Linked DNA regions of Homo sapiens: region 1 is linked to region 2. A link is a loop called in an ENCODE intact Hi-C map of the cell type or tissue named here. Cell type or tissue: PC-3. All regions are shown on one strand. Each heading gives the region's core, and the rest is flanking DNA. Links, peaks and the distances in the headings are about the cores only.

Region 1 (15,690 bases), core at 3,724-11,723, 120 kb after region 2:
CTTTAATTATGTATGTGTCTATTTATCCTTGCATTATATTAGCTTTTGCTTCGTGTAATGTGAAACTCTCTTATTAGGTTCATAAACTCTTATGTTCCTCTTAGTAAATTGATCCCTTTATCATTATGGAATGACCTTTATCCCTTGTGGGATGACCTTATCCCTTATAATATTCTTTATTCTGAAATCTGCTTTATCTGATATTAAGATAGCCACTTCAGATTTCTTTTGATTAGTATTAGCATCATAGTTTTCATCATTTTACTTTTAAAGTATTTGTATCTTTATTTATGAAATGCATTTATTGTAGGAAGCATACAGTCAGGTTTTGCTTTTTAAACTCAGTGTGACAGTCTCTGCCTTTTTATTGTGCTGTTCAGACCATTTTATATTTAGTGTGAGTGTTGATATTATCAGATTTAAATCTATCATTTTGCTGTTTGCTTTTTATTTGTCCCGTATATTCTGTGCTCCCCCTTTTTTCTCTTTATTTTTTAAACTCCTTTTGGATTAATTGAATATTTCTTCAATTTCATTTTGTCTTTTAGCTATTACTCTTTGTTTTGTTATTTTAGTAGTTCATTACAGATTTACAGAATATACTATTAATTTATCACAATCTGCCTTAAGTAATATTATGTCACTTCATATATAGTATAAAAATGTCATAACAGTATCTTCCATTTCTCTCCTTCTGTCTTTTGTGCTATTATAGTAATTTCACTTATGTTATAACCTCCACTCTCAATTGTTATTATTTTTGTTTAAATAGTCAATTATCTTTTAAAGAAATTTAAATAATAAGGAAACTCCCAGGAACAGAAAACCAAATACCACATGTTCTCACTTACAAGTGGGAGGTAAATGATGAGAACACATGGACACATAGAGGGGAAGAACCCACACTGGGGCCTTTTAGAGAGGGGAGGGTGGGACAAGGGAGAGGATCAAGAAAAACAACTAATGGGTACTAGGCTTAACACCTGGGTGATGAAATAATCTGCACAACAAACCCCTATGACACAAGTTTACCTATGTAACAAACCAGCACTTGTACCCCTGAACTTAAAATAAAAGTTAAAAAAAATTCTATATATATATCCATGTCATTACCATTTCAGTGTTCTCCATTTCGTTGTGTAGCTACATATTTTCATCTGGTGTCATTTTTCCTCTGCCTGAAGGACTTTCTTTAGCATCTCTTGCAGTGCAGGTCTGTTGCTAAAAGTCTTTATTTCACTCTGTCACCCAGGCTGGAGTGCAGTGGCACAACACAAACAACAAACACAGCTTACTGCAGCCTCAGTTTCCCAGGTTTAAGTAATCCTTCCACCCCAGCACCCGAGTAGCTGAGACTACAGGCAGGCACACACCACTATACCCAGCTCATTTTTTTTTTTTTTGGCAGAGATGAGGTCTCCCTATGTTGCCCAGGCTGGTCTCAAACTCCTGGGTATTTCACCTTCATTTTTGAAAGACAGTTTCACTGGGTATAAAATACGAGGTTGACAAGTTTTTTTTCATTCAGTACCTTACAGATGTTGATTATCTTCTTCTTTGCATTGTTTCTGACCCCCCAAAATTACTATTATCCTTATATTTGTTCCTCTGTTCATAACATGTCTTTTTCCTTTGGTTGCTTTTATGATGTTTATCACTAGTTTTGAGCAATTTTTTTATAATACGTATTCGTATGGTTTGTTCATATTTCTCATACCTGGGGTTTATTGAAATTATTAGAACTATGGGTTTATAGTTTTCACGAAATCTGGAAAATTTGTGGTCATTATTTCTTCTAATATTTTTCTGCCTCTTCCCTTCCTTCACATGACTCCAGTTACACATGTATTAAGTCTTTGAAGTTCTCTCACAGTTCAATTATGTTCTTTTTTTATATCTTTTCTCTCTGTGTTTCATTTGGATAATTTTTATTAGTGGTTGTTCAAGTTCACTAATCTTTTATCTACAATGTCTAATCTTCCATTATTCCCATCCAGTGTATTTTTGTGTCATACATTATAGTTTTCATTTTTAGAAGTTCAATTTGGGTCTGTTTTGTATCTCACATGTCTCTACTTAACTTTTTGAACATTTGGAATACAGTTATAATTACCATTTTAATGTCCTCATCTACTAATTCTAACATCTGTTTCAATTCTGTGTTGGTTTCAATCTCCTCATTGTGGGTCATATTTTCCTGCTTTTGTGTTTGTTTGCCTGGTAACTTTCTATTGGATGACAAACACTGTGAATTTTGCCCTATTTGGTGCTGGATATTTTTGTATTCCTATGAATATTCTTGAGCCTTGTTCTGGAGCATAGTTAAGTTACTTGGAAATAGCTTGAACCTCTCAGGTTTTCCTTTTATGATTTGTTAGGAGGATTGAAGCAGTTATCAGTCTAGAGCTAATTATTCCCTAATACTGAGATAAGATTCATTTGTGTGCTGTACTCAATACGTTGTGAATCTGAGATTTTTCCAGACTGGCTGGGAGAAGCAGGCATTATCCTGAGTTGTGTAAGTTACAGGTACTGTTACTCATAATTCTTTCAAGTAGTTCTTTTCTAGGCCTTAGGTAGTTCCTTCACATGGATTCACTGATCATTACTACACTGAATACTCAAGGGAGACCCTCAGTGGGTCGCCAAAATGTCCCCTCTGTGCAGTTTTACAATACCTATCTTGTAAAGTTAGCCTCCTTGGCCTTCCTGGATTCCCAGCCATATCTTCAACTCAGGGAGAGCATCAAACTCTGCCTGGATTTTCCCTCCCTGTTCCACAGCCTTAAATCTCTCTCTAGGCAATAAGCTGGGGCAATTGTAGCACTTGCCTCATTTGTTTCCCATGTATTAAGGATCACTGTCTTGCATTACCTAATGCCCAGAATCTTGCAAAGTATTGTTTCTTTTTTGTTTGTTTGTTTGTTTGTTGATTGTTTCAAGCTGTAGGATAAATTCAGCCCCTGTGACTCTGTCTTGGACAGAAAGGAAGGCTACAAATATCTTTAAACATCATGAACTTCATGTTTAGGTGGACTCAAATGCTAAACATGCAAAAATAACCTTTATTTTTTAAAATATCCCCTTTATCCTTGATAAAATATTTTTTAAATTCCCCAAAGGAGCCCAGATGAATGGGGAAAAGTAGGGTCGTAGGAACATTCAGGAAGAAAAGAGAAGGGACAGGATATAAGCTTAGGTGAAGGTTTTTCTTCAGGACACAATATCAAGTTTGTATATGTTCATGGTGGCCCTCAAGGTGAGAACAGCAGTGGTGACTTGTTTTGGTGGGAAGATAATTTCTCTACTAGTATATGGACTGCTAACTCCCTTGCTTCAAAATGAATATACAAACAAAAAGCCTGCCTACCTGCTGCCCCTGCAATGCCAACTCCATGTACACATAGGATTGCTAGATAAATTACAAGATGCCCAGTTAAATTTGAATTTTAGATAAACTGAATAATTTTTGTATGTCACAAATATTGCACAGTACATACTTATACTAAAATATTGTTAATCATTCACCTGAAATTCAAATGTCAGTGGAGTCCTTTATTTTTGTTTGCAAAATATGACAGTCTTATGCACATAGCAGTATGACTTCCAGCTCATTTTTTAGGCCTCTGGAATTGGTCAGAAAAGGCTCTCATATCAGTTCTGTCACTGGGCTATTTGGGGATGATTCATGCACAATACTTAGCTCACCATCTGTCCCCTAGTAGCCACCCTATGAATTAGAATGAGTAGCCAAGTCAGATACTGATTCTCCTTTATAGATCACTCACTCATCCCTAATGGCCTCTGAGCCTTCTAACAGCCACCATAAGGCAGTTGACAATGATGTTATACCCACTTTACAGATGGGGAAGATGACGATCTTAAAGGCCACCACAGCAGGTCAGAATGTATAAGTGCCCTGTGAATGACCCAGAGAGGAAGGGTTCTCATCCTACCTCTGCCCTTGACACCCCCCTGACTTCCTCTCCAGGCCCACTCTCCACACATAGCCAATGAGCTGAGCCCAGGAAATATACTATCAATTGTTCTAGAGTTTGAGTGACAAAACTAGAATGAGGACATTGCCCCCCACCCCAGCATCCTGGCCTGTCCTTTGGAGTGAAGTCCTGGCTTGTCCTTGGAGTGAAGTCTTGTGTTCTTGGGGTCTCCAAGGAAGCTCAGGCTGGCTACTTAAGGGATAGTGGACAGGCTTGTTGTCTTCTTCTGGTTCTTTGATTCCTAACTGATAGGGCCCACATGGTATAGAAAGGGCTCAGTGAAGCAAGAAACCAGGGCTTTGACCCCACCTCAGCTGCTAATTTATTCAGGGGTCCTCCTCCCTCTCTGCCTCAGTCACTGCCTTCATTTCTCCATCGCTAAAATGGGGGTCATATTTAAAAAAATAGGAAAGGACTTTGAAAACATTAAAAGTGCTGCTCAAATGGCTGCAGATTCTGAATAGCAGTGTGGCCCCAAAATTAGAATCCTCATGTTAGCCCTTCTGCAGCAGTAACTGCTTATCCATCTATTTGCTGAGACCCTGACTGAGATGTGGGGAATGTAGGGGAAGGAACCTCCCTTCTTCTGAAGGTCATTAGGAAGTTCTTCAAAGGGTAGAGAATACAGAGCTGTGCCCAGTTCTTCCCAGTAATTGCAAGATGTTGAGCTTGGAGGTTTTTTTCCCCCTGGGCCCACTGGAGAGGGGTGAGCTTCCAATCTGGGCCTGTTGCCTACAGCCTCCAGAGACTTAGAGTTTGGAGAAAGAGAGCCAGAGGCAGAGTGAGGAAGGACAGGCCACATCTGCCTACTGTCCTAAAGCCTCCAGTTATATTACTGACTCATTCCACATCCTAGGAAGCTGAGGACTAGTGCTTATTAGCAATCTCTCAGCAGGACATAAAGTGCATGTGTGTTTCTGGTACTGCTGTGTATTTTCTGATGCTGAATAAATGGATGAGCAGAAGACTAACATCCAACAATGAAAATGCTGGGCTACCATTGGGTGCCTACAATACATTGAACATTTTTACCACTTTGTTTTAATTGATACACAAAAAGCATCCCCACAAGGTAGATGTTATTATTATCCTCATTTTATAGGTATTTAAGTCAAGACCAGAGTTAAATAATTTCACCTAAGTCATACAGCTACTAAGTGAAGAGTGGCTATTGAAACTTAGGTCTGGCTGACTCTAAGATCTTCTCTCTTCCACGCCATACTCTCTCTGGTGTCCCCCGGAACTTTCCTGCCCTGCTGTCTGGACCCCAGTGCCTGGAGCTCTGGCTCTGCCCTAGGAATCTTGGAGGAAACCACTGAATGAGGCAGGAGGAAGGAAGATGGAGCAGCAGAAAGAGCCTGAGTTGTGAGCTGGCCTCAGCCTCATCACTCTGACCCTTCCAGGTCTCCAGTGGCACAAATGGGTGCTCAGGCCAAATAAAGTCTGTGAAACCTACAGATTTCAAAAAGTAGTTTCTATACAGTTCAGTAATACCTCAATTATTCCAAAATCATGTAATTGGTGACCTAACTGAATCAGAAAGTCATCAACCTCAGAACAGCGTCTGAAGAGCTGAAATAGCCTGAAGTCTCCTGCCCTTCCTTCACCAGGGAGCTCGGCAGGTTCATATGCAGTTTGTGGCTTCACGCCCACATGTCTAGCAAGCTCTGCTGCCAGTTCTCTCAGCCTGTAGCACATAGAAGCAGCAAATTAGAAAGAGAGGGCCAGAGCTACTGGAAGTGAGGCTGGCAGACATCACAAATGGCCACTGACAGTGACAGAGGAAGCAGCAATATTATACAAAGTAGGTTCGAATGCAAGAGGTTCAGCCATGTGGGATCATTTATTATAACGACAAAGAGCCTGACAATGCTAGATAAATGAGATGTTACTGGACTTCCTCTGCCAACTTTGAATTCTCAAGTTACCTACTGAAAGAACTAAACATGTCCTTCTGGACCTGAGCACTTGCCTAAGACTCAGGAATATTATTTAGGGTACAAGAACAGACATCATTTGCCATCCCATGTACATAGAGATTATGCTACTGATTCACTATTAGGATACTCCAAAATTCTGACAAAAAGCAAGTCACATTCCATAATCCAGTAGCACTTTTGAAAATAGCATTTAATGGGGAGCTAAGTGGCCCCAGCTAGAGCTGGGAATCAGGAGATGAGGTGAATATCCCATTGCCTCAGTCAGGAGCAGGGCGTGCCTCTAGGGTCATAGCCTAGTGTACTCATGAATAGTGTCCCCCTAAAATTTGTGCCTGCCCTAAACCTATGAATATGATCTATTTGGGAATAGAGTCTTTACAAATGTCATTAGTTAAGATGAGGTCACACTGAATTAGGGTGAGCCCTAATCCAATGATTGGTATCTTTCTAAGAAGAGAAAATGGACACGGACACAGGGAGAAGGCCATGTGAAGATGGAGGCAGAGATTGGAATGGCATGTCTACAAGTCTAGGAATGACAAGGATTGCCAGCAACCACCAGGAGCAAAGAAGAAGCAAAGAAGCATCTTCCCCTAGAGCCTTCAGAGAAAATGTGGCTCTGCCAAGACCTTGATTTCAAATTTCTAGCCTCTAGAATTGTGAGAATAAGTTTCTGTTATTTTAAGCCACATGGTTTGTGACACTTTGTTGTGGCAGTCCTAGAAACTAATATAATCTAAATTTTTATAAATCAGTTCATGGTCCAAACAACACTAGTAAAGAACTGAGAACTAAGCCAATCTGGACTGCTGGCTAAGATGGCTTTTTCAAAGTTTACACTTTAAGACACCTCCACCAAATACATGGCAAGAATGTACTATAAAGAGAAAAATGCATACAGCCCTAAAAATAAATAAATAAGTATCTCAGTGGACCAAAATTGGAACATAAATATATCTGCTAAGCAGGGATGAAGGCACAGGGCAACTAAGCTCTGGATCTAGAAGGAGATGGAGATGACCAGGTGTTCTGCTCCTATGGGGTAATGAGAAGGCACTGGATTTACTGCTTGAAACCAAGTCCTAGTGTGGGGCTTTCCCATTCATGAAAAGGATGTATAAACATTGCAGTTACCCCCTGATTAGAACTGCGGTTTACACAGAGCTGCAAACTTAGGGATGTAAGATGAAGCAGACACATCCTGGCAACCAGGACTTGGCTCAAGTTACCTGTAAATCTGGTGATATCCCCAGAATCGCAGCAGGATGGAAGCCTGAGTCACCAAGCAAATACATGATTTTTAACCGAGAGCTCTAGGGTGCTAGGTGGAGGCAATAACAAGAACACTAAACAGGAAAGGGTGAGGGCAGAGAAAATAAACAAACATACTACTACATGAGCTAAGCCAAAATCCCAAAACACATGAGAAAAATGAATATGAAGAGTGACAGCTAAAAAAAAAATCAACACTAAGGAGATGGATTCCCTCTTGACAAAGTGAAAGTATTATTGCAGCCTAAAAATGATTTGATAAAAGATACATTTAGTATCCTCAAAGAGGTGAAAAATAACATCTAGTTTTTAAAACTAAGAAATTACGTACCAAAACAGACATAAATGAAATAAGAACAAGTAAACATATAAATGAACCAATTAGAAATTATGGAAATGTCTGCTTATATTTGCTCCTCCCTGCATTAACAGACATCTAGGACACTAGATCTAGCTCACCTAATTCAGCAGCCTTGTATGCCACTTTCCTACTAGCATTGATATTTTTCTAGCATAGCCTGTCTTCTCCTCTGCAGACTCCTTGATCTGTGACTAAAGCTGGATTAAGAAGTAGGTAACCAAGCAGCTAATCTAGAAATGGTGGCCACATATCAGTGGATTCGTTGGCTATAAGATACCAGTTTATTCACATACAAACAGACACCCAGTGTCTTTATATTGTCCCTGAGCCTGCCCTTCCTTCTCTGTGTATCCTATGCCCCTATCACCCCCCATCCCATGTGCATTTCTCAGATCCCGTTTCTACTGCCTGAGCTCTCTGCTACCTTCAGCATCCACGTGCATTCCTTGCCAACTAGTAGGCATTCCACAGGCCTCGTGGTACAGTGCCTTTTCTTTCACAAGTTCTCTTTAATTTGCTTATTCACACTCATTCTGAAAACCAGCAGTTCTCAAAGTGTGTTCCCTGGACCAACAGCATCTCCATCACTCAGAAACTTGTTAGAAATGCAAATTCTTGGCCCCCACTGAAGACCTACTGATTTAGAACCTCTTGGAGTGGCACTCAGAAATTTGATTTTTAACAAGTCCTTGGATGATTCTGGTGCATGAAGAATTACTACCGTAGAAATTTGTGTTATAAGCACTTACAACATGCCGGGCGCTATGATAGGTATCTCTTGGCATGCCTGCTGTCACTTTGTGTCATAGCTGTTTTATCTGGAAGCCTCTCTGGGGCTATGTGGGAAAATCGGAGACTCCCAGAGTGGTGAATGAATGATCAGTATGGTATGGACTTAGAAAAGAGAAGGAAAGCAACATTTCTGTGGCTGACAGATCTGAAGCTGAGAATTCGAGAAAGAGAGGGACTATTAAAAGCCCTTGTGTGGAGCTGGGTAACAGATGTAATGATTGTAGCCCAACTAAAATCAATAAACAGTGTCATACAGGGGCTGGGCATCCACACAGATAAAGTTGCCAGCCCCTGAAGCCTGGTGCTGGAGAGGTGATGGGAGAGACAGGGAGGATGACAGTTTGCTGGTGCCAAGCAAAGTTGCATTGTGTCAGGATGCCATCCATGCTAAGTAATTCCACTTGACAAACACTAGTTCAGCAATTGGCCAATTCAAAGAGCACATGCAAGTACCTGCTCTGAGGATGCAGGAATGAATCAGCCAGAGTCCCTTCCTGCCGGTAGCTCATGGTCACATGAGGGTGACAGACACATAATCAGCCACCTGTGGTACAATCTGGACACATGCTCCAGGAGCAAGCCATGGAGTTCCCTAGTTTCTGCTAGGAGTTGGGGGAGGCCTTTTCGTGGGAGATGAAGTTTGAAGGATGGCTGAGAATGGCCAAGTGGAGGGAACAGACTGTGTGATGATATGGAATGGTGAAAGGGAAGAGGGAGAGGTTCAGGATAGCTGGTAATGTTAAAGCAGATAGCAGTGCATAGCAAGAGAGAAGGCTGAAGAAGTAAGTGGGGTTGGAATGGATTGTGGTGCTGGGTTTCATCCTGTAGGTGATAGGGAGCCACTGGATGTTTCTGAGCAGAGGAATGATATGGCAGACTTGGTATGTTAGAGAGCTCATGCTGGGGACTGCATAGATGATGGAGCTGAGATGGAGACAGCTTGTCTAGGAGGCCTATGAGGATTCTGTTTGAAGAGTCCTAGAGAAAGCTAATATGGATCTGAGATGGGTCAATGGCACCAGCATTGAATGAAAATAATGATTGGAGAGATCTTGTCAGGGACAGGTCCTGCAGAACTCTGGGGGATATAAAGATATACCACAAGGTAACCACCTTACCTCGCAAGCTTAGCATTCCTTAGAAGGAAGCCTAAGACAAGTATACAATGGAAGGAAAAACCCTTCTTTCACCTTATATGATGTATTAGTTTCCTAGGGCTGCCGTAACAAAGTTCCACAAACTGAGTGGTTTAAACCAACACAAATTTATTATTTTACAGTTCTTGAGATCAGAAGACTGGAGTGAGTTGGCAGGGCTGCATTCCTTCTAGAGGCTCTAGGGGGAAGATCTTTTTTCTTTTTTTTCCTTTTCTAGTTTCCGGAGGATACCTACATTCCTTGGCTCATGACCCCACATCACTCCAACCTCTGCTTCTGTCATTACATCTCCTTCTTTGACTCTAACCCTCCTCCATCCCACTTAGAAGAATCATTGTTGATTACGTTTAGGGCAAATCCTGAAAATCCAAAATGACCTCCCCATCCCAAGATCCTTAAGTCAATCACATTTGCAAAGTCCTTTTTGTCATGTCAGGTAACATATTCACAGCTTCTGGGGATTATGATGTGAGCATCATGGGGGCCAATTATTCAGCCCTACTACATATGAAAAGAGTTCTTATGTTTTCACGAATAAAGAAAGATGATAATGGCCATCTTCTTTTGAGTGCTTACCATCCATCATATATTTTCTCATTTAACTTTTGTGGACTCTAAGAGGGTATGTTCCATTCCTATCCTTCAAGTTGCCAAAAACAACCCAGCTAGGAAGTGGCAGGGCTAGGTAGCACTCCTATTCCCAGGGCTGTGCATTTGTGTCAAATCTCCTTCTGCCTCCCCCTTATAAAGACACATGATGTTGCATTTAGAGCCTACCCAAATGGATGAAGATGTGAGGATAACATCCTCATCTCAAAATTATTAATTTATTCACATCTGCAGAGATGCTATTTCCATATAAGGTAACATTTAGAAGTTCCAGATTTGGGGCCATTATCCAGCCTACAATAGTTTTCATCATCACCTAGGTCTTACAGCAGGGTATTCACATGGCTGTAACTCTTCTTTAAACACCTACTAAAGTTAATGCCATATCTGGATTCATCTTAAAAATCTTACCCCTTGACTCCTGAATTCACTAACCCAGAGGTCTCATCTTTTTGCCGTAATTTTGAGAGATAATTTTCGGTTTTATTTATTTTTTTTTTTAGACAAGGTCTCACTCTGTCACCCAGGTTGGAGGGCTGTGGTGCAGTGGCATGATCATGGCTCATTGCAGCCTCAAACTCCTGGGCTCAGGCAGTCCTTCCACCTCAGCCTCCCAAGTGGCTAGGACTACAGGCACGTGCCACTGCACCCCACTATTTTTTTTTTTATTTTTTGAAGAGATGTGATTTCAACATGTTGCCCAGGCTGATCTCAAACTCCCGGCTTCAAGTGATCCTCCCCCATTGGCTTCCCAAAGTGCTGAGATTATAGGCATGAGCCACTGCACCCAGGCAAGAGCCAATTTTCAATTATCTATGGAAGTGATATATTAACTGATATTTGCCAAACGTAAATTCATGTTTGCATTCACAGAGTGAATGGGGAAGAACTGTGGAGACAGATACCCCAACTTGTGTCCTCACTCTGAGATGACCTCTTCAAAGAGTGTTCATGGCCAGTTCAGGAGGCAGCATGCAGAATGGCAAGGTAACTGAGCTTGGAGTCAGAGAAGCTGAGTTTTGACACAGCTCTATTACTGCCAGCTGAGTATGACCAATCACTTAACCTTTCTGGGCCTCAATTTCTTTGTCTGTGAAACAGGACTATTGATATCTGTGTTGCTTACCTCACAGGGCAGAGGTCAAGTATGCATGTATGCTCTTTTTCCATCTGCAAGAGCATGGCTCAAGCTGGGTGAACAGTGAGGGCCATGTAGTCATGTACTCCCAGGCAGCAAGTGGTAGTGAGGCCTGAAGCCTGGGCAGGCCCTATAGGAGGACTCAGGCCACTGGGAGACATCAAGAAAGGCCTTGACAAGGTGTGTGTGCTCACATACCACCTGTTTCCCTCAACAGCCCAGGCCTGGGGCCTGCCAGCTAAGATTTGCTGCTCGCATTGAGCCTCATAAATGAATAAAGTAGGTAATTTAATATCATTGTGACAACTACAAGAGAGATTTTGCATGTCTGCTTTGCAGCATAAAGTTTCCTTAGAGCCAACTTTCAGACTTGGACAATTTCTATATTCTTTCCTACCTCTACCTCCCCAGAGAGGCAGGGATGTCAGACAGAAATTAAGAAAATTCTGAATTCCTCAGGAAGATTACTGTGTTTGGATTTTTTTGAAAGAATTGAATGAACATTTTGTCAACATGGTATCAGGGGAAAGAGGAGTGGCATATTCAGCACTATCTTGCATCCTTGAGAAGATAAAGGCAGACTTTGAGCACGGAGGATTCTTGTCTGTTGACCTCTACTCTAAGGCACCCCTGTGGACCTCTCCTCCACTCAATCTAAAGTGGATGTAAAAGTCTATCCTCATCTGGACAGGCCAAGTGGGCCCTCCATGCTGTCTTTCTCTAGCGTCATGCCCCGAGGCTCCAATGACTATATAAAGGGGCTGCTTCTCCAGCCCAAGCCCAGCAGCCCTAACCTCTCCCACTTTACACTGGCTCCTGTTTTCATCCTTCGTCCCTCCCAGCCACTTCCATGCCTTTGATAGCACATGGACTCAGCATCCTCAGAGTACATCAGTGCAGATCGTCAGATAGAGTGCCAGGGGGGTAAACATTTCAGTCATTCAGAACCCATTCCACTTGGAGCACATGGTATGTCAGGGACCCAGTCTATATTATCCCCAGGCGAAGTCTGGAACACAGAAATCCAGAGATTCCTAAACCCACCCAATAAACTTCCCCAGCCCTGACTGAGGTGTATTCCTATTTGCCCACCCTGTGCTCACCTACTGCCATCCCCCATCAACAGATATGCCAATCTTTTTTTTGGCCACTGTCTCCATAAGTGCCCCCTCTGTGCACATCATGGATTCCCTTCATGCTTGCTCTATTTCTCCCCACTGCTGCTAACCTCCTGACAGGGAAGTGGCACCCTTGGGCCACCAAAGTCCTTTAGATGAGCTGGATCCCCTCCTCCAAACGGCTGCTAGTGGGACACTAGGAGGACTCAAGTCCAGCTGTATGAGTTTGTAAAAGGGCAGAGGCAAGAAGGCTTTTAAGCCAGTGTTGCCAAGATGAGTTTTGGTAAGTGGGGGTGTTTGGATGGGAGAAGAAGCTTAAGACAGATCCTTTCCCATTGGGATGAAGCTTTGAGCCAGCCAGCTTTCTTTGTGATATGTGATGAGTTATATCACCCACCCAGGATAGAAGTTCCTGTTCATCCAGGTCCTCAGGACCAGAACAAGCTTCTCCAGGGCAAAATAAATCACAAAGAATCTCCTCAAGGGCCCAGGAAAGTGAATATTCAGTGGCAGTTGCTCCCTGACTAATGCTAACTAAAGTTAGCCCTGAGCTAGTACAACCTTCCATTCTTCAAGTGGGGAAATTGAGGCCCAGGCAGCTCATGTCTCCAGCTCTCCCCAGGGTTGAATGTAAGTCTCTTGATTCCCAGTCTTGTCTTTTCTCCACCCTACCACCTGACCTGCCCTTGGACACATGGCTGCGAGGGCCAGCCTTCCTCAGCTTACCACTCTCAATATCACTTTGACAAGAATTCAGATTTCACAGCCGTATCAGCAGGATGTTAAATGTTGCAGTGAAGCGTGGCTAAATGGTGACATCTCTAGCTTCATGGTGGTCAGCCTACAACTGAGAGGCTCAAGGTCAATAGCTGCAGGCCTGACAGGTCCTGGATCCACATGCCAATGGCAGTGGAGACAGATTTACCACAGGGAGCCCTGCACCATCAGAATGGATGCCAGCGGCAGACCTTGTTTCTTTCCTTTGATATGCCAAAAGATTAAGTTTGAGCCCCTAAGGACTCTCTAGGGTATCTTGGGAACTTCCACCAGCCAGTAGTCAAAGTGCCCTTTAATCCAGCTGAGTGCATAACTAGGGAACTAGAGTGTTGTCTTGGGCTACAGCTGAGATGGGGCTCTAGCAAAAAGCCTGGTGTAAACTTACTCACTCTTCTAAAGCCCAAGCAGCCTCTGCACAGAGAGCAGCTAAGTAAAGATGAAGCCTCTTAGGCCACTGAACTGACTGTGATGTGATGATCTTGCCATCTCCTGGAAAGAGGGGGTTGTGGGCCCATCACAAGAAACAGCCCAAAGGAAGGGCCAACCTGTGGTGGTAGCCCCTGAGCTGCCCACAGGGTGCCAAGAGACACAGTGTCAGCATTTTCATCTATGTCGTTATCATTGTTGCAACCCCTCCCAGACAACTACCTGACATTGAGTGCCTCCTGCATGCCAAGAATATTGTAAGCATTCACTCCTGTGTTGATTCTCACAAATACCCTGTGGGATTAGTATTATAATTAGGCCCATTTTATAGATAAAGAAAACAAAACTCAGAGAGGTAAAGTTACTCACCAAAGCCTTATGGCTGGTAAGCATGTGACAATGAGGTGAAGAAGCTGCCTCTTGTTCTTAAGGTGTTGCCAGTCATGTCTACAGAGTGTATGGAAATGGAATCAGTGTTTCTTTGTGGGGACTGGATTCAGTCTTGGTGATAAGAACTCCCATTTATTATCTACTATCTGCCAGGAGCTTTACATGATTATTCCATTTAATCCTCACAATAGCCCTCTGAATATGCTATTATTATTATCTTCATTTTAGGGAGGAAAATGAGACTCCTAGAAGTTAAGCAACTTGAGCAAGGAATCACAGCTAATAAAAACAGAGCTGGGATTTGAACCACTAAGCCAGTGGCTCTCAAACTTTTTTCCTCAGATCCTTTATACTCTTGAAACTTATTGAGAGTAAATCTACAGAAACAGAAATGAGATTAGTGGTTTCCAGGGACTGGGGAAAGAGCAGAAAGGGGAGTGACTCCTTAATGGTACGGGGCTTCCTTTTGGGGTGAAGGAAATGTGGAACTACAGAGGCGATGGTTGCACAATATTGAGAATATACTTACTGCCACTGATTATACACTTTAAAGTAGTTAATTTTATGTCATGTGAATTTTACTTCAGAAAAAAAAATGATATAATGAGGTAAATCAACAACAATGACAAAAACTTATTGAGGCCTCCAAAGACCTTTTGTTTATGTGGGTCATATCTATTTATGTTACCATATTAGAAAAAATATTAAAATATTTATTTATTTTGAAATTAAAATAATGAACTAATTACATGTAAATATAAATAGTATTTTTATGAAAATAGCTATATTTTTCTAAACAAAAACTTGTATTGAAAAGAGTGGCATTATGTTACATTTTTGCAAATTTCTTTTATGTCTGGCTCGCTAGAAGACAGCTGGATTCTCACATCTACTTCTTTATTCAGTTGTGAGATGTTGTTTGGTTGAAGTACATGAAGAAAATCTGGCCTCACACTAATATGAAGTTGAGAAAGGGAGGAATATTTTAATAGACTTTTCAGATCATTGTGGACATTTGTCTTTGATAGGACACAAAAACTCCACCAATGGTTGTTTTTTACAGGTTAAGTGTAATGTGGGATGCAAAACTTTATCAGTGAGCCTTCTCTACTTGGTTCCGTTGGACTCTCTTGTCTTTTGAATGGATTTTTTACCTATTTATTGTTTGGTAACATTGTGTATTGGTCGCTTTAAAAAATGGTGGTGCCCTGACTTATGGAGAGCCTCCATATGTTGACATATTTCATTCCACAACATCACAAGATCACATTTGTTAATATTATGACCCATCTCGTTGGAAAAAGCCTTTAACTGTTGAGAAGCTGTCAAGCTTACAGTGGTGGATACAAGCTTTTCAAAATTCAAATTTTTGCCTGAAGGCTCAAATTTTATCATTGGCAAAAACTATAGTCAGTTGTTTTCCTTGAAGTGACAGGCTCACTTCGTTCATCTACAAGAAAATGTCTGCCAAATACCCAAGTCTGAGTAACATTAGTTAGTCATTCTTTCAAGTAAATATGATGTTCTATGAAAAATCGGCCAGTTTAGCTCACAACTCAAAACACGCAGTAGTGCTTTGCCTTGAGTCAACGACTACACTTTGATTCCAGCAGAACTGCTTTGAGCATAGTTCTCATTGTGTCTCACCAAATTTTAAAAATAAGGGGACTCAAGGGCTAGTATTTAATAAAGTTAATTTTCACTGCTTCGCT
Region 2 (15,690 bases), core at 3,459-11,458:
TTATTGATGTGATAATGGCAGAGTAGTTATATATATTATATATAGTTATATATATAGTTATATATTATAACTATAATATATATTATAACTATATAATATATTATAACTAGTTATATAATATAATATATATAACTAGTTATAATATATTATATAACTAGTTATATATAATATAATATATATAATATATAGTTACATATTATAACTATAGTTATATATAATAACTTTTAAGTTAAATCTTTTAAGTTGGCTTCTGTTTCCTTTTGTCATGATAGCTTCCTTGATTTTTGGTTATATAGGATGTTTCAGGCTCATCTTATACAATTCCAAACCCAAACTGGGGGTCAACCATTTATCCAAAGAGCTCTAACTCCCCTTAATGGGAAATGATATTTAGAGAGCACAGTCTGAGAGCTGGGTTTCCTCATAGCTACTAGATTGTCATGTATTTTCTTTTTAGTGAAAGAGCTGGGAGATACATATTTTTTAAACAATAGAAGTGATGAGTTTATACTGATATTTCAAAGTCAAATTTAAGAGGATAGGGTTTTTACTTATCTTTTATGTTTGTAACTGTATCTCTTCTCTCTTACTCTAAAAGTCTTGGTTCCTAATGACATCAACAAAATTACTTGCTTTACCCTACCTGATATTTGTAACAATTTTAAAATAACAATTCAAGTGTTACTACTAAGACTATGGAATGCAGTTTAAGATTGCTTTGCTATTTTGTTGTTCTTAAAGTAAAGTCCTGTTAGGGAGGTAGTCAAAGTATTATATTTTAATGTCGGTTGAACTAATTTCTTTCCCTGTGGAGTTATGTTTCCAACTTGATACGCAGTTTAATTCCTTTGCTTCATTTTTTCCCTCAGTTTTAGGGATTGTTTTCCTTTCTCTTTTGGATTTATCTTTACATTGATTATACGTTCCAAAGTTGGAATCATGTAAGAGAAGATATTCTTGAAGTCTTGTTTCCATTCTGCTCACCATTCTTTTTCCTTCTTCCCTTTTTAGCAATCATTTTTATTAGGTTTTGTTTTATAGATCTATTATGTGTTTGAATATTAAACAAATGAGAGTTAGTAGTTGTATTCCACCCATATTTCTTACACAAAATGTATCATGTGCTATAAACACTGCCCTGCTTCTTTGTTTTTTCCACTTAACAACATGTCCTACAGATTATCATATGTCATCGTATGGAGCTCTTCCTCATTCCTTTTTTATAACTGCATCCTATGCCAGCCTGAAGAGAAATCATAGCTTGTTCAACCAGGGAGTCCCTGTTGACAGATATTTGGGTTGGTTCTAATCTTTTGCTATTACAAAGAATGCTACCATCAGTAATTGAGGTGCCTGTCTCCTGGTTCTCCTGGCTCCAAGCCTGCTTTGCCTTCTGCCTCCTTTTGCACACGTGATCACTTCAGAACCCAGCAGTTCTTCCTTTGTCCTCTTCTCTGTTTCTGCTTTTCCATCCGTGCTGCACTCAACCAATTTCACATGTGTTGTCTTTGCCTGAATCATAGCAGTAGCAGTGAAATCCCTGCTTATCTTTCTCCCCAATCCCAGTATGTGCTGAATACCATGGCCATATTCATCTCCTGAAATATTATTTTCACTATGATCTCTTCTCACCCTACTCAAAAATCTTCAATAATAACATACAATCCAAGTTCCTTAATTTGGAATAGAAGGGCCTCCATGAACTAATCCAAATCTCCTTTCCCAATACTTATTCCCTCTGCTTTGGTCTGTAGATACATTACTCAGCATATGTGATTTCCCAAAATTCATGTTAATTATTGCCTTTATACCTTACCTGTTCTTTAAACCTCCAATTAAATTCTAGAGCCTCATATACTCTTCCAGAATCCCAGGCATTCTCCCCTGAACTCTTACTCTGTGTGATATCAGTTTCAAACTCAGCAAAGACTTAGCCCCTAGGCAAATGGAAAATCTTATTGAATCTATCTGTTCACTACTGTGAGATCTAAGAAATCTATTGATACATTCATCAAGTATTAGATGAACACCACAACAGCATCCAAAGGTGAGGCAAGTGGGCCCTTTGATTGCTTAGGGCTCCTTCTGGTAGTGAGCAAGAAGTATGTGGGCATCTGTCTGCCTGGACGCACAGATAGGAAGATATTCCAGGGTGGCAATACTTGACTGAGAGACATAGTAGTAGACTGTGTGTCTCTTACAAAGGATAATTTCTTTCCAGTTCAAGAAGAATAAATTGGACCCTTGTCTGGGGAAAGGGGCTCATCCACTGGGCCGGAGTCACAAGGTCCCCAATCCTGGGAGTTTCTACCTTTCGCCCATCAAGACAAAATGTGGCAGTATGTTCTGTGAGGGCTTGAAACTCATGTAAACCTGACATTGTCCTGGCCACCAGCCATGTGCATGGTGGTTGGCAAATCACACATTACTGAACACTGCATTTTATACTGCTTTCTTTGTGCACTTTTGTTGTTTGGACTGTATTAGCCTTAGTTTCTTACAATTCCTTTTTAAATTTCACCATCTGGGGCTAGAACTATTTTTGGTTTATTTATTTACAATTTAACCTCCTCCTCCCTTTATTTCCAAAAGGATTTGCAGAAACTTACCAGTTTAAGTATCATGTAAAGTAAGACATAGAGAAGAGTTGCATGTTTCAAGAAGGAGTAGATATTACCAGATACCTCATGATCAGAACACTATGCATGTTGAGCACTGACTTTAACTGAATTTTTTGCAGTCAAGGGTGAGGGTTACAGTGGCATAAATAACTTGAGAACCAGAAGAGGGCTATATTCCTCTTTAAATGTCAACTTCTTCCTGACACAAAACTCAAATAGGGATTTGTCACAGGAATATTGAATAAACACATTAGGTAACATAGTGATTCATGTCTTTAATTTTTACAAACAACACAGAAATACCAGTCAAATCAACACTGCTTATGTGAACTGAAGTAGGATTTTGTTTTCATTCTTGTTATTGTGTATATCCACAGCTAATTGAAGGGTAAGCTGACACAACCACTTTCGAAAGCTGTTTAGCAGTATCTACTAAAGCTAAGCAAATACCTACCCTATGACCCAGAAATTTCACTGCCTGTGTTCAGCAAAAGACATATGCAAGAATGTCCATTAGAGCATTAATTTAGTACTGGTCAATTAATGAAAATAACCAAAATGTTCATCAACAGTAAATATATAAATAAATTGCAATACATTTACACAATAGACTACGCTACAGTAATGAAAATGAACAAAGTATACCTACATGCAAGAATGTGAAAGGCTCTGCAAACATACTGATTGAAATAAGTCAGACCCTAAATAATACATACTGTCTGATTCAATTTCTATAAAGATTTTAAAAAAACAGATTAAACTAAACTGTGGTATTAGAAATCAGGATAGTAGTTAATTTCCAAGGGGAAAGAAAGGAGAATTATAGGTGCATGATGGGGCTTTTGGAGACTGGCAATGTTCTGTTTTGGGTCTGGGTAGTGGTTACTTGTGTGTATTCACTTTATGCTAACTCATTGAACTGTACAGATATGGACTGTGCCCCTTTCTATATGTGTGTAATGCTTCAACAAAAGTGTCAATAGTGATGCATGCACATGTTAAAATTTCAAACTATATTAAAGAGTGTGCAATTAAAAGGAAGTTATCCTCTCACTCTAAAGTCCTATTTCCTCTCTTCAGTCTATCATTACTACTAGTTTCTAGTATATTCTTTTAGAAATGTGCTGTAAAAGAACAATGATGTGTATGTCTCTACAGGTATATATTTATTCTTTTTGTAATTTACAAAAATATAAACTCACTACATATGTTATTCTACCACATGCTTTTTTTCATGTAACAGTATGTCTTAGACATCTTTTCCTATTATTGCGTGGAAGCTATCAACCTTATTCTTTGTAATGACTCCATAAATTATTCTACTGTGAAAACACACCATGTTTAACCAGTTCTCTGTTAGTGAACATTTAGGATTTTTCCAGTTTTTAAATATTACAGTGACATATTAAACATTAAACATATCTTTTGACACATGTCCTTGCACACATGTATAGGTATGATGGACTTTAACACCCTTTGGCTAGATTCTTTAGCACATAACGTAAATATCCCATAGAGTCAAAACCACCCTTAAAACTTCCTCAGGAGGCTGGGTGTGGTGGCTCACGCCCGTAATCCCAGCACTTTAGGAGGCCGAGGTGGGCGGATCACGAGGTCAGGAGATCGAGACCATCCTGGCCAACATGGTGAAACCCTGTCTCTACTAAAAATACAAAAAAACAAAAACAAAAACAAAAAAACAAAACAAAAAAAAACTAGCCGGGCGTGGTGGTGGGCACCTCTAGTCCCAGCTACTCGGGAGGCTGAGGCAGGAGAATGGTGTGAACCCAGGAGGCGGAGCTTGCAGTGAGCCGAGGTCACGCCACTGCACTCTAGCCTGGGCGACAGAGCAAGACTCCGTCTCAAACAAACAAACAAAACAAAAACAAACAAAAAAACTTCCTCAGGAAGGCTGACATGCCATATCTTCATTATTCCAGCAGAGCCTATTTGCCCCCAATATTGGAGTAGATCACTGAGTCATTGGCTAAGCACCAGATGAAGAGGTTAGCTTGTGGTTATGAGCTATGTTGAATGAAATATGTGTGTCTTTAAACACCACAATCACTGTGAGATGCTCACTGTATGAGAGACACACAGGGACTGAACCTTACCGATGGAGTAGAAGAACCACAGCTTTTACCTTATGTTCTCTCTAGGGCACAGCAGGATCATTGAGCGGAATGGTGGGCACAACCTGCTACGCCATTTCAATTGTTGTCTTGTCTTTCCCTCAACTCTCTCCTCTCTCTAACTTTCTGTCTCTGTCTCCCTGCCTCTCTCCTCTGTATACCGAGTGTATATATTTGAATTTACATAACTCACATATGCATATGGTATGGTTCCACTCTGTATCCACAGGATCAATTCCAAGAAGAGGAATTTTGGCATATATATGCATGCATGTATCGTCAAATCATGTACGTGTGTGTTGTATAGATACATCTTTTTAATTATGAAAAATTTCAAATATATACAAAAGCAGATAGAACTATATGAGTCCCCTATACCCATCATCCAGCCTCAACAATGATCAACACCCAGCCACTCTTGTTTCATCTGTACCCACATCTGCTTTACCTCTTTTTGTAATCTCATGAAGCCATTCACAGACATCATAACACTTGATCTGTAAATAATTCAGTATGTATTTCTAAAGGATTAAGATTCTTTTAAAAACATATCCACAATACAAAAATTACATCTAAAAATGAACAAAACTGTGTTAAAATCTACAAATATCCCGTCAATGTTAAAGTTTCCAACTCTCTTACAGTTGTCATAAATGGATATTCATTTGTTTGAATAAAACTCCAAATATGGGCTAGATACTATAATTGATATGGCCTTTAAGTTTCTTTTAATCTACAGGTTCCCCTCCTTCTTTCTTTTTGCCATTTATTTTTTGAAGAAAATGAGTACTTTTACATGTAGCATTTCCTATACTGGATTTTACTTATTGCATTTTTGTTGTTAAGTTTAACATTCTCTGCAGTCTTCTGTGTTTTCTCTGAATTAATAGTTGGTTTTAGAGGCTTAAGTTTCTTTGCTTTTTGTTTTGTTTTTGGTCGACTATTTCATATACAGTTTGTGCTCTACATTTAGAGGCACGCACTATCTGGTTGTCTCTGTTTTTGTGATGCTAGCAGCCACTGACAATTAAACCTAGATTCATTCATTCATTAAGGGTTGCAAAAATGGTGATGTTCTTATTTTGTTATTCCTTCTTTATTTGTTAGCTGGAATATTTCTGTACATCTCCTACTTGGTTATCCAGTGGTACAGTTTATATAAGAAGGCAGGATAAATGCCTAATTCCAAATAATGAGCTAGCTCACTATCCACTAATATAATCAATGAGTGATTATTTTCAAAATATAATAATGAATTCATGGATTTAAACATATTTTATGTGTTTTGATTGATTGTTCTTATATTGAGGCTCACATTGGCCCCTCTTTGGCCATAGGGAACCTCTTTAAATTGGCCCCTGAGTCCTTTTTACATGAATCTTGTGGTTTTTGAAAGCTTCCTTGCTAGGCATGATAAGATATTCTGGGATCATTATGTAAATTTCCTGCCCCAGATCTGAAGACCTATATTTTTAGATACCAACATGGTATAGTGAAAAGATCACAGTCTTTGGAGTCAGAGAAACTGGGATTGAATCCTGGCCCTATCTCATGCTGCCTGTATGACCATGGTAAAACTACTTAATATCTACCCACTTTAAGTTTCTTCATTTTTATACAAAGCAGGAGGTACTCAGAAATTCAGGTTCCCTCTCCATTTCCTGATCTCTTCTTACTCAGATGACAACATCACATCTATTATTACTTAGGCTTCTGTGCTTACAGCATGGAATGTTCTCTTTCACATATGGTAGACACTCAATTCATACTTACAAATTGACCTTGAGGATAGATGCCATCAAATAGATGATGCCAACACGTGTTGAGCTCTGTGAAAGTAGGCACTGTCTCAATGCAGCTGTTTTTTTTTAATTTCTCCTTTATTTTCAAACTACCCATTACGAATATTAGTAAATAGAATCCTTATCATCTCTATCCCCTCCCCAGAATTGAGGTGGGATGATGATGCCAGCTTTCAGTTGTGTTAAAGGAGGAAATAAAAGAAGCATGAATAATTCAAAAGGATAATCCAAGGCAATGAGTCACCCCAAAGTCACTCGTTTCAGTTTGAAAGACATTATTTGATATATATAGCAGATTTCCCTTCTTAAATTAGCTTTACTTACACTACTATTAAAATGGCTTTTCATTCCTCGAGGTCACGGAAGCTAGAGAGGGTAATAAATCCAAAATGTGCTGAACAAGCCACAGAAGCCAACTCAGGATGAAGTGTTTACACTGGATATTCTGCCCTGACACTCAAGTGTTGCTATGATGCTGTCCTCAACTTAGGATCAGAATTACGAAATTGCCAGGCGACCTCAACGTTCCAGCCCTGGCAGCCAGGGGAGCAGCAGCTGTTGCAAAGAGCACAGCCTTTTGACAGCTAACTGAAAGATACTAAGTTAAGGTGGAAAGAGAGATGAGAAAAAGAGTCACCTTAATTAAGCAGTATGCTGTGATGCTAAGCTGATGCCATAGATTTTGGGGGAGCTCACTGGAGAATTCTTTTGCCTTGTGGCTACTTTCCTCAAAGTATCCAGTGAACTACATGACAGTATTCACTCAGAAGGCACTGACTAGGGAAAGCTGTTTGACCACCTCCTACAGGGCCTGTTTTTGAAGCTGTTGGTTTTGTGGTGGAATGGAGGCAGCTGGCTGAGGTGACTAGAAAGCCACTGAGTTTCCTGAAAGCTAAATTTTGGGGCTATTTCCTCTCTTGGGCTGGCTACCCAGGATCCCTTTTCCCATAAGCTCCAAGAGTAGATTCCTAACACAAGGGCTTACTCTGTGCCAGAACTTTGAGGGGCTCTTTCCATGCATTCTCTCATTGAATCCTCATATCCAGAATGGCAAGGTGCGTGTTAGATATCCATTTGTTAGACAAGAAATTGAAGGTTCAGAGAAACTCAATGACATGTCCCCCTGCCCACCCCAGACAGGATCACACATCCAGCAGATAGAAGAATTACAATTTCAACATGAGTATCTGACCCCAAAATGGGTGTTCTCTCAAGGATGCTGTGCTGCCTTCCTTCAGCTTAGCTCCTCTCTCCTCACAGGTCTCACAGGCACTTGTCTCCCTCCTTTGCTCCGGCTACTCTCCTCCTAGGTTTCACTTCCTGATTGTCCATACTTTCATTTTCGGGGACTTCATTGCCAATCAGCGCCTAATGGGCAGGGAGGGAAGAGCACACATACCAAATAGGGGAAGGTGACCAAGATTGTGAAGGCCTTGCACCATTTTCTTCCCATTTGCTCTCTGTTCATTCTCTTCTTATCGCTGGATCTGAAAGTCTCCTAGCTCTGAAGTTAAAATTCTAGATCGGTGTTCTGCCAAGGACAAATGTATTTAAGGCCTGGTCAATTAGGTCAACTATTAGAAGCAGACCTATCCCAGGAAACCTGTTATTCCTGGTTAATATAACTTTGATTCCTTGCTAACTCCTTTCCTGCCCTCTTGTCATTTACTCTGGTGGCCCTCCAAGGAACAGTGAAGTGACCCCGGGACTCATGGGTATAGTATGGTTGGGGCTGCTAGCTGGACCCTGGACAGACTGCACCTGCATTGCTCTTACTAGCTTAGCCACACACCTCAGGATTCATGATGGAACAAAAAATGTGTCTCCAAACGATATGTCTCCCTGTAAGGTTGTGGTCAAATGGAGAAGGAAAGAAAACTTGTGTATGAACTATTTAACCTGAGAAGCAACAAGCTAATCAGACCCATGGAAACATTATGTCAACATCAAGAAACTGTCAGGAGTAGATATTATTTAAGCACATGCTCATTATATTTAGCATTTGTATTGTCTGTTTTACTTTGTGGGTAAGCATTACAGATATATGAGAAAAATGAGAGGAAGTTTTCATTTCCTACTGAAGTTTTACTTCGTCTCAAAAGATTGTTTTCATCACAGGGCACCTTAAAAATGGGTAATAACCATTATTAAATAGAATAAATTTTTTGAAAGAAGAAAAGAGTTCAACTCAGAAACATTTTCTTTGGAAATATCATTAAACATTATATTTTTAAAATATTCATTCTCCTCCTTTCACGCTGCTTGTTCATGCCTGCTTTCTGTCGATACTAAACAGTTATAATAAATCATACTCTCCTAACAGAATTATTATTATTCTGTCATTTTTTCTAAGTATTTTAGATCACAACACTTTGCCCCTGTGTGTGTGCGTGCATGTGCATTAGCATAATGACCAACTATTTTGAAATTAGATTTAATTCATTGTCTTTGAAACCTGAAAGCTCTGCAGCTCTGGATGTTTCTATAGAAAACCTCCTCCCCTCCTTACGAGAAGGGCAAAATGAAATGTCAGAGAGATGACTATTCATCTTTCCATTTATGGGCTTATTGTCTTTGACATTCTTTATACTACTTCATCAACCTCTGCTTAGGCCAACCTAACACAAAGGACAAAGAGACCATATTGCTATCTCTACTGTTTCTTTATTTTAGAAGATCTCACCATTATAACCTCCTCTCCATTACTATTGTCCAGCTGGGAACATGCACATATTTTCTATTAACTGTACTACATGAGATACATTTTAGGTGACTGTCACTGAGCTACCAAAGATTGCCCCGTTTTCTCTTTTTTGATATGGTGTCTCACTGTGTTACTCAGGCTGGTGTCAAACTCCTGGGCTAAAGTGGTCCTCCCGCCTCCGCCTTCTGAGTAGCTGGGATTACAGGCAGGTACCACCGAGTCCAGCTCAGAACTCTTTTTTTTCACTAGTAAAGATCTAGAGCGGGGATCAGCAAACTTTGGCCCACAGGTGAAATCCACTGCCTGTTTTTGTACGGTTTTATTGGCACACAATAAACATCCATTTGTTTACATATTTCTATGAATGTTTTTGTGCTGTGACAGCAGAATTGAATAGATGTCACTACTTGGCTTTTGTGTTTGCTTTCGTGCTACGACAGCAGAGTTGAGTAGTCACTACATTGGATAGAGAGAACGTATGTCTCCCAAACACTAAAATATTTACTATCTGGCTCTTTACAGAAAATGTTTGCCCACCCCTGCTGTAGAGAACAGATGTCCAGCATAACGTACCCAAAACATCTCAGAATGGGTTTGCAGGTGTTTTAGAGGTGAAGGTGAAAGACCATCAGGAAGATATAGCAAGAGCTTCCCCCTGGGAGGCAGAAAAGGGATTCCAGTCCCTTCTCTACCACTATTTGCATCGATCTGGGCAGATCCTGTTTCCTCCCTAGCCCAAGTTTGCTCAAAAGGTCAACTGAAAGAATTGAATGAGATAATCTACAGGGGCGCTTCCAACTTGGAGATTCTGTGATTCCAATGTTTAGTCTAATGAGATTTGTTACAATCACAGATGTATACCTACAGTTGAAACTACAAGATCCTCAAATTTTTTTTTATTATACTTTAAGTTTTAGGGTACATGTGCACAACGTGCAGGTTTGTTACATATGTATACATGTGCCATGTTGGTGAGCTGCACCCATTAACTCATCATTTAACATTAGGTATATCTCCTAATGCTATCCCTCCCCTGTCCCCCCACCCCACAACAGTCCCCAGAGCGTGATGTTCCCCTTCCTGTGTCCATGTGTTCTCATTGTTCAATTCCCACCTATGAGTGAGAACATGTGGTGTTTGGTTTTTTTGTCCTTGCCATAGTTTGCTGAAAATGATGGTTTCCAGCTTCATCCATGTCCCTACAAAGGACATGAACTCATCCTTTTTATGGCTGCATAGTATTCCATGGTGTATATGTGCCACATTTTCTTAATCCAGTCTATCATTGTTGGACATTTGGGTTGGTTCCAAGTCTTTGCTATTGTGAATAGTGCCGCAATAAACATACGTGTGCGTGTGTCTTTATAGCAGCATGATTTATAATCCATTGGGTATATACCCAGTAATGGGATGGCTGGGCCAAATGGTATTTCTACTTCTAGATCCTTGAGGAATCGCCACACTGACTTCCACAATGGTTGAACTAGTTTACAGTCCCACCAACAGTGTAAAAGTGTTGCTGTTTCTCCACATCCTCTCCAGCACCTGTTGTTTCCTGACTTTTTAATGATCGCCATTCTAACTGGTGTGAGATGGTATCTCATTGTGGTTTTGGTTTGCATTTCTCTGATGGCCAGTGATGATGAGCATTTTTTCATGTGTCTTTTGGCTGCATAAATATCTTCTTTTGAGAAGTGTCTGTTCATATCTTTTGCCCACTTGTTGATGGGGTTATTTGTTTTTTTCTTGCAAATTTGTTTGAGTTCATTGTAGATTCTGGATATTAGCCCTTTGTCAGATGAGTAGGTTGCAAAAATTTTCTCCCATTCTGTAGGTTGCCTGTTCACTTTTGCTGTGCAGAAGCTCTTTAGTTTAATTAGATCCCATTTGTCAATTTTGGCTTTGTTGCCATTGCTTTTGGTGTTTTAGACATGAAGTCCTTGCCCATGCCTATGTCCTGAATGGTATTGCCTAGGTTTTCTTCTAGGGTTTTTATGGTTTTAGGTCTAACATTTAAGTCTTTAATCCATCTTGAATTAATTTTTGTATAAGGTGTAAGGAAGGGATCCAGTTTCAGCTTTCTACATATGGCTAGCCAGTTTTCCCAGCACCATTTATTAAATAGGGAATCCTTTCCCCATTTCTTGTTTTTGTCAGGTTTGTCAAAGATCAGATAGTTGTAGATATGTGGCATTATTTCTGAGGGCTCTGTTCTGTTCAATTGGTCTATATCTCTGTTTTGGTACCAGTACCATGCTGTTTTGGTTACTGTAGCCTTGTAGTATAGTTTGAAGTCAGGTAGCATGATGCCTCCAGCTTTGTTATTTTGGCTTAGGATTGACTTGGCAATGTGGGCTCTTTTTGGGTTCCATATGAACTTTAAAGTAGTTTTTTCCAATTCTGTGAAGGAAGTCATTGGTAGCTTTATGGGGATGGCATTGAATCTATAAATTACCTTGGACACTATGGCCATTTTCACGATATTGATTCTTCCTACCCATGAGCATGGAATGTTCTTCCTTTTGTTTGTATCCTCTTTTATTTCCTTGAGCAGTGGTTTGTAGTTCTCCTTGAAGAGGTCCTTCACATCCCTTGTAAGTTGGATTCCTAGGTATTTTATTCTCTTTGAAGCAATTGTGAATGGGAGTTCACTCATGATTTGGCTCTCTGTTTGTCTGTTATTGGTGTATAAGAATGCTTGTGATTTTTGCACATTGATTTTGTATCCTGAGACTTTGCTGAAGTTGCTTATCAGCTTAAGGAGATTTTGGGCTGAGATGATGGAGTTTTCCAAATATACAATCATGCCATCTGCAAACAGGGACAATTTGACTTCCTCTTTTCCTAATTGAATACCCTTTATTTCCTTCTCCTGCCTGATTGCCCTGGCCAGAACTTCCAACACTATGTTGAATAGGAGTGGTGAGAGAGGGCAACCCTGTCTTTGTGCCAGTTTTCAAAGGGAATGCTTCTAGTTTTTGCCCATTCAGTATGATATTGGCTGTGGGTTTGTCATAGATAGCTCTTATTATTTTGAGATACGTCCCATCAATACCTAATTTATTGAGAGTTTTTAGCATGAAGGGTTGTTGAATTTTATCGAAGGCCTTTTCTGCATCTATTGAGATAATCATGTGGTTTTTGTCTTTGGTTCTGTTTATATGCTGGATTACATTTATTGATTTGCATATGTTGAACCAGCCTTGCATCCCAGGGATGAAGCCCACTTGATCATGGTGGATAAGCTTTTTGATGTGCTGCTGGATTTGGTTTGCCAGTATTTTATTGAGGATTTTTGCATTGATGTTCATTAGGGATATTGGTCTAAAATTCTCTTTTTTGGTTGTGTCTCTGCCAGGCTTTGGTATCAGGATGATGCTGGCCTCATAAAATGAGTTAGGGAGGATTCCCTCTTTTTCTATTGATTGGAATAGTTTCAGAAGGAATGGTACCAGCTTCTCCTTGTACCTGTGGTAGAATTCGGCTGTGAATCCATCTGGTCCTGGACTTTTTTTGGTTGGTAAGCTGTTAATTATTGCCTCAATTTCAGAGCCTGTTATTGGTCTATTCAGGGATTCAACTTCTTCCTGGTTTAGTCTTGGGAGGGTGTATGTGTCGAGGAATTTATCCATTTATTCTAGATTTTCTAGTTTATTCACATAGAGGTGTTTATAGTATTCTCTGATGGTAGTTTGTATTTCTGTGGGATTGGTGGTGATATCCCCTTTATCATTTTTTATTGTGTCTATTTGATTCTTCTCTCTTTTCTTCTTTATTAGTCTTGCTAGCGGTCTATCAATTTTGTTGATCTTTTCAAAAAACCAGCTCCTGGATTCATTGATTTCTTGAAGGGTTTTTTGTGTCTCTATTTCCTTCAGTTCTGCTCTGATCTTAGTTATTTCTTGCCTTCTGCTAGCTTTTGAATGTGTTTGCTCTTGCTTCTCTAGTTCTTTTAATTGTGATGTTAGGGTGTCAATTTTAGATCTTTCCTGCTTTCTCTTGTGGGCATTTAGTGCTATAAATTTCCCTCTACACACTGCTTTGAATGTGTCCCAGAGATTCTGGTATGTTGTGCCTTTGTTCTCTTTGGTTTCAAAGAACATCTTTATTTCTGCCTTCATTTCGTTATGTACCTAGTCGTCATTCAGGAGCAGGTTGTTCAGTTTCCATGTAGTTGAGCGGTTTTGAGTGAATTTCTTAATCCTGAGTTCTAGTTTGATTGCACCGTGGTCTGAGAGACAGTTTGTTATAATTTCTGTTCTTTTACATTTGCTGAGGAGTGCTTTACTTCCAACTATGTGGTCAATTTTGGAATAGGTGTGGTGTGGTGCTGAAAAGAATGTATATTCTGTTGATTTGGGGTGGAGAGTTCTGTAGATGTCTATTAGGTCCGCTTGCTGCAGAACTGAGTTCAATTCCTGGGTATCCTTGTTAACTTTCTGTCTCATTGATCTGTCTAATGTTGACAGTGGGGTGTTAAAGTCTCCCATTATTATTGTGTGGGAGTCTAAGTCTCGTTGTAGGTCTCTAAAGACTTGTTTTATGAATTTGGGTGCTCCTGTATTGGGTGCATATATATTTAGGATAGTTAGCTCTTCTTTTTGAGTTGATCCCTTTACCATTATGTAATGGCCTTCTTTGTCTCTTTTGATGTTTGTTGGTTTAAAGTCTGTTTTATCCGAGACTAGGATTGCAACCCCTGGCTTTTTTTTTTCCCATTTGCTTGGTAGATCTTCCTCCATCCCTTTATTTTGAGCCTATGTGTGTCTCTGCATGTGAGATGGGTTTCCTGAATACAGCACACTGATGGGTCTTGACTCTTTATCCAATTTGCCAGTCTGTGTCTTTTAATTGGAGCATTTAGCCCATTTACATTTAAGGTTAATATTGTTATGTGTGAATTTGATCTTGTCGTTATGATGTTAGCTGGTTATTTTGCTCATTAGTTGATGCAGTTTCTTCCTAGCCTCAATGGTCTTTACAATTTGGCATATTTTTGCAGTGGCTGGTACCTGTTGTTCCTTTCCATGTTTAGTGCTATCTTCAGGAGCTCTTTTAGGTCAGGCCTGGTGGTGACAGAATCTCTCAGCATTTGCTTATCTGTAAAGTATTTTATTTCTCCTTCACTTATGAAGCTTAGTTTGGCTGGATATGAAATTCTGGGTTGAAAATTCTTTTCTTTAAGAATGTTGAATATTGGCCCCCACTCTCTTCTGGCTTGTAGAGTTTCTGCCAAGAGATCAGCTGTTAGTCTGATGGGCTTCCCTTTGTGGGTAACCCGACCTTTCTCTCTGGCTGCCCTTAACGTTTTTTCCTTCATTTCAACTTTGGTGAATCTGACAATTGTGTGTCTCGGAGTTGCTCTTCTCGAGGAGTATCTTTGTGGTGTTCTCTTTATTTCCTGAATCTGAATGTTGGCCTGCCTTGCTAGATTAGGGAAGTTCTCCTGGATAATATCCTGCAGAGTGTTTTCCAACTTGGTTCCATTCTCCCCGTCACTTTCAGATACACCAATCAGACGTAGATTTCGTCTTTTCACAGTCCCATATTTCTTGGAGGCTTTGTTCATTTCTTTTTATTCTTTTTTCTCTAAACTTCTCTTCTCGCTTCATTTCATTCATTTGATCTTCCATCACTGATACCCTTTCTTCCAGTTGATCAAATCAGCTACTGCGGCTTGTGCATTTGTCACGTAGTTCTCGTGCCGTGGTTTTCAGCTCCATCAGGTCCTTTAAGGACTTCTCTGCATTGGTTATTCTAGTTAGCTATTCGTCTAATCTTTTTTCAAGGTTTTTAACTTCTTTGCCATGGGTTCGAACTTCCTCCTTTAGCTCGGAGTAGTTTGATCATCTGAAGCCTTCTTCTCTCAACTCGTCAAAGTCATTCTCCGTCCAGCTTTGTTCCATTGCTGGTGATGAGCTGCGTTCCTTTGGAGGAGGAGAGGCGCTCTGATTTTCAGAATTTTCAGTTTTTCTGCTCTGTTTTTTCCCCATCTTTGTGGTTTTATCTACCTTTGGTCTTTGATGACGGTGACCTACAGATGGGGTTTTGGTGTGGATGTCCTTTCTGTTTGTTAGTTTTCCTTCCAACAGTCAGGACCCTCAGCTGCAGGTCTGTTGGAGTTTGCTGGAGGTCCACTCCAGACCCTGTTTGCCTGGGTATCAGCAGCAGAGGCTGCAGAACAGCGGATATTGGTGAACAGCAAATGTTGCTGCCTGATCGTTGCTCTGGAAGTTTTGTCTCAGAGGAGTACCCGGCCGTGTGGGGTGTCAGTCCACCCCTACTGGGGGGTGCCTCCCAGTTAGGCTACTCAGGGGTCAGGGACCCACTTGAGGAGGCAGTCTGTCCATTCTCAGATCTCAAGCTGCATGCTGGGAGAATCACTACTCGATGCTCAAATTTTTAAAACCTTTTTATTTTGAGATAATTTT

What was found. A loop is a pair of places that touch in the nucleus more often than their neighbours do. Peaks named below come from ENCODE experiments on the same cell type or tissue, not always from the same donor. Only the 100,000 strongest peaks of a DNase experiment are listed, where the experiment ranks them.
Region 1: a loop joins it to region 2, with 8 times the contacts of the local background. A loop is called at or near these places in 2 of 110 quality-filtered maps.

What each region holds. Positions count from the first base shown.
Region 1 is chrX:150,177,556-150,193,245 of GRCh38, forward strand. No RefSeq gene overlaps it. Among named protein-coding and RNA genes, the nearest start is that of MIR2114, 43 kb to the right of the region's middle. In PC-3, for the core only: no CTCF peak of the experiment used is centred there; a DNase peak (open chromatin) is centred at 7,176; H3K4me3 peaks cover 370 bases; H3K27ac peaks cover 1,339 bases.
Region 2 is chrX:150,055,977-150,071,666 of GRCh38, forward strand. No RefSeq gene overlaps it. Among named protein-coding and RNA genes, the nearest start is that of EOLA2-DT, 130 kb to the left of the region's middle. In PC-3, for the core only: no CTCF peak of the experiment used is centred there; a DNase peak (open chromatin) is centred at 7,005; H3K27ac peaks cover 1,609 bases.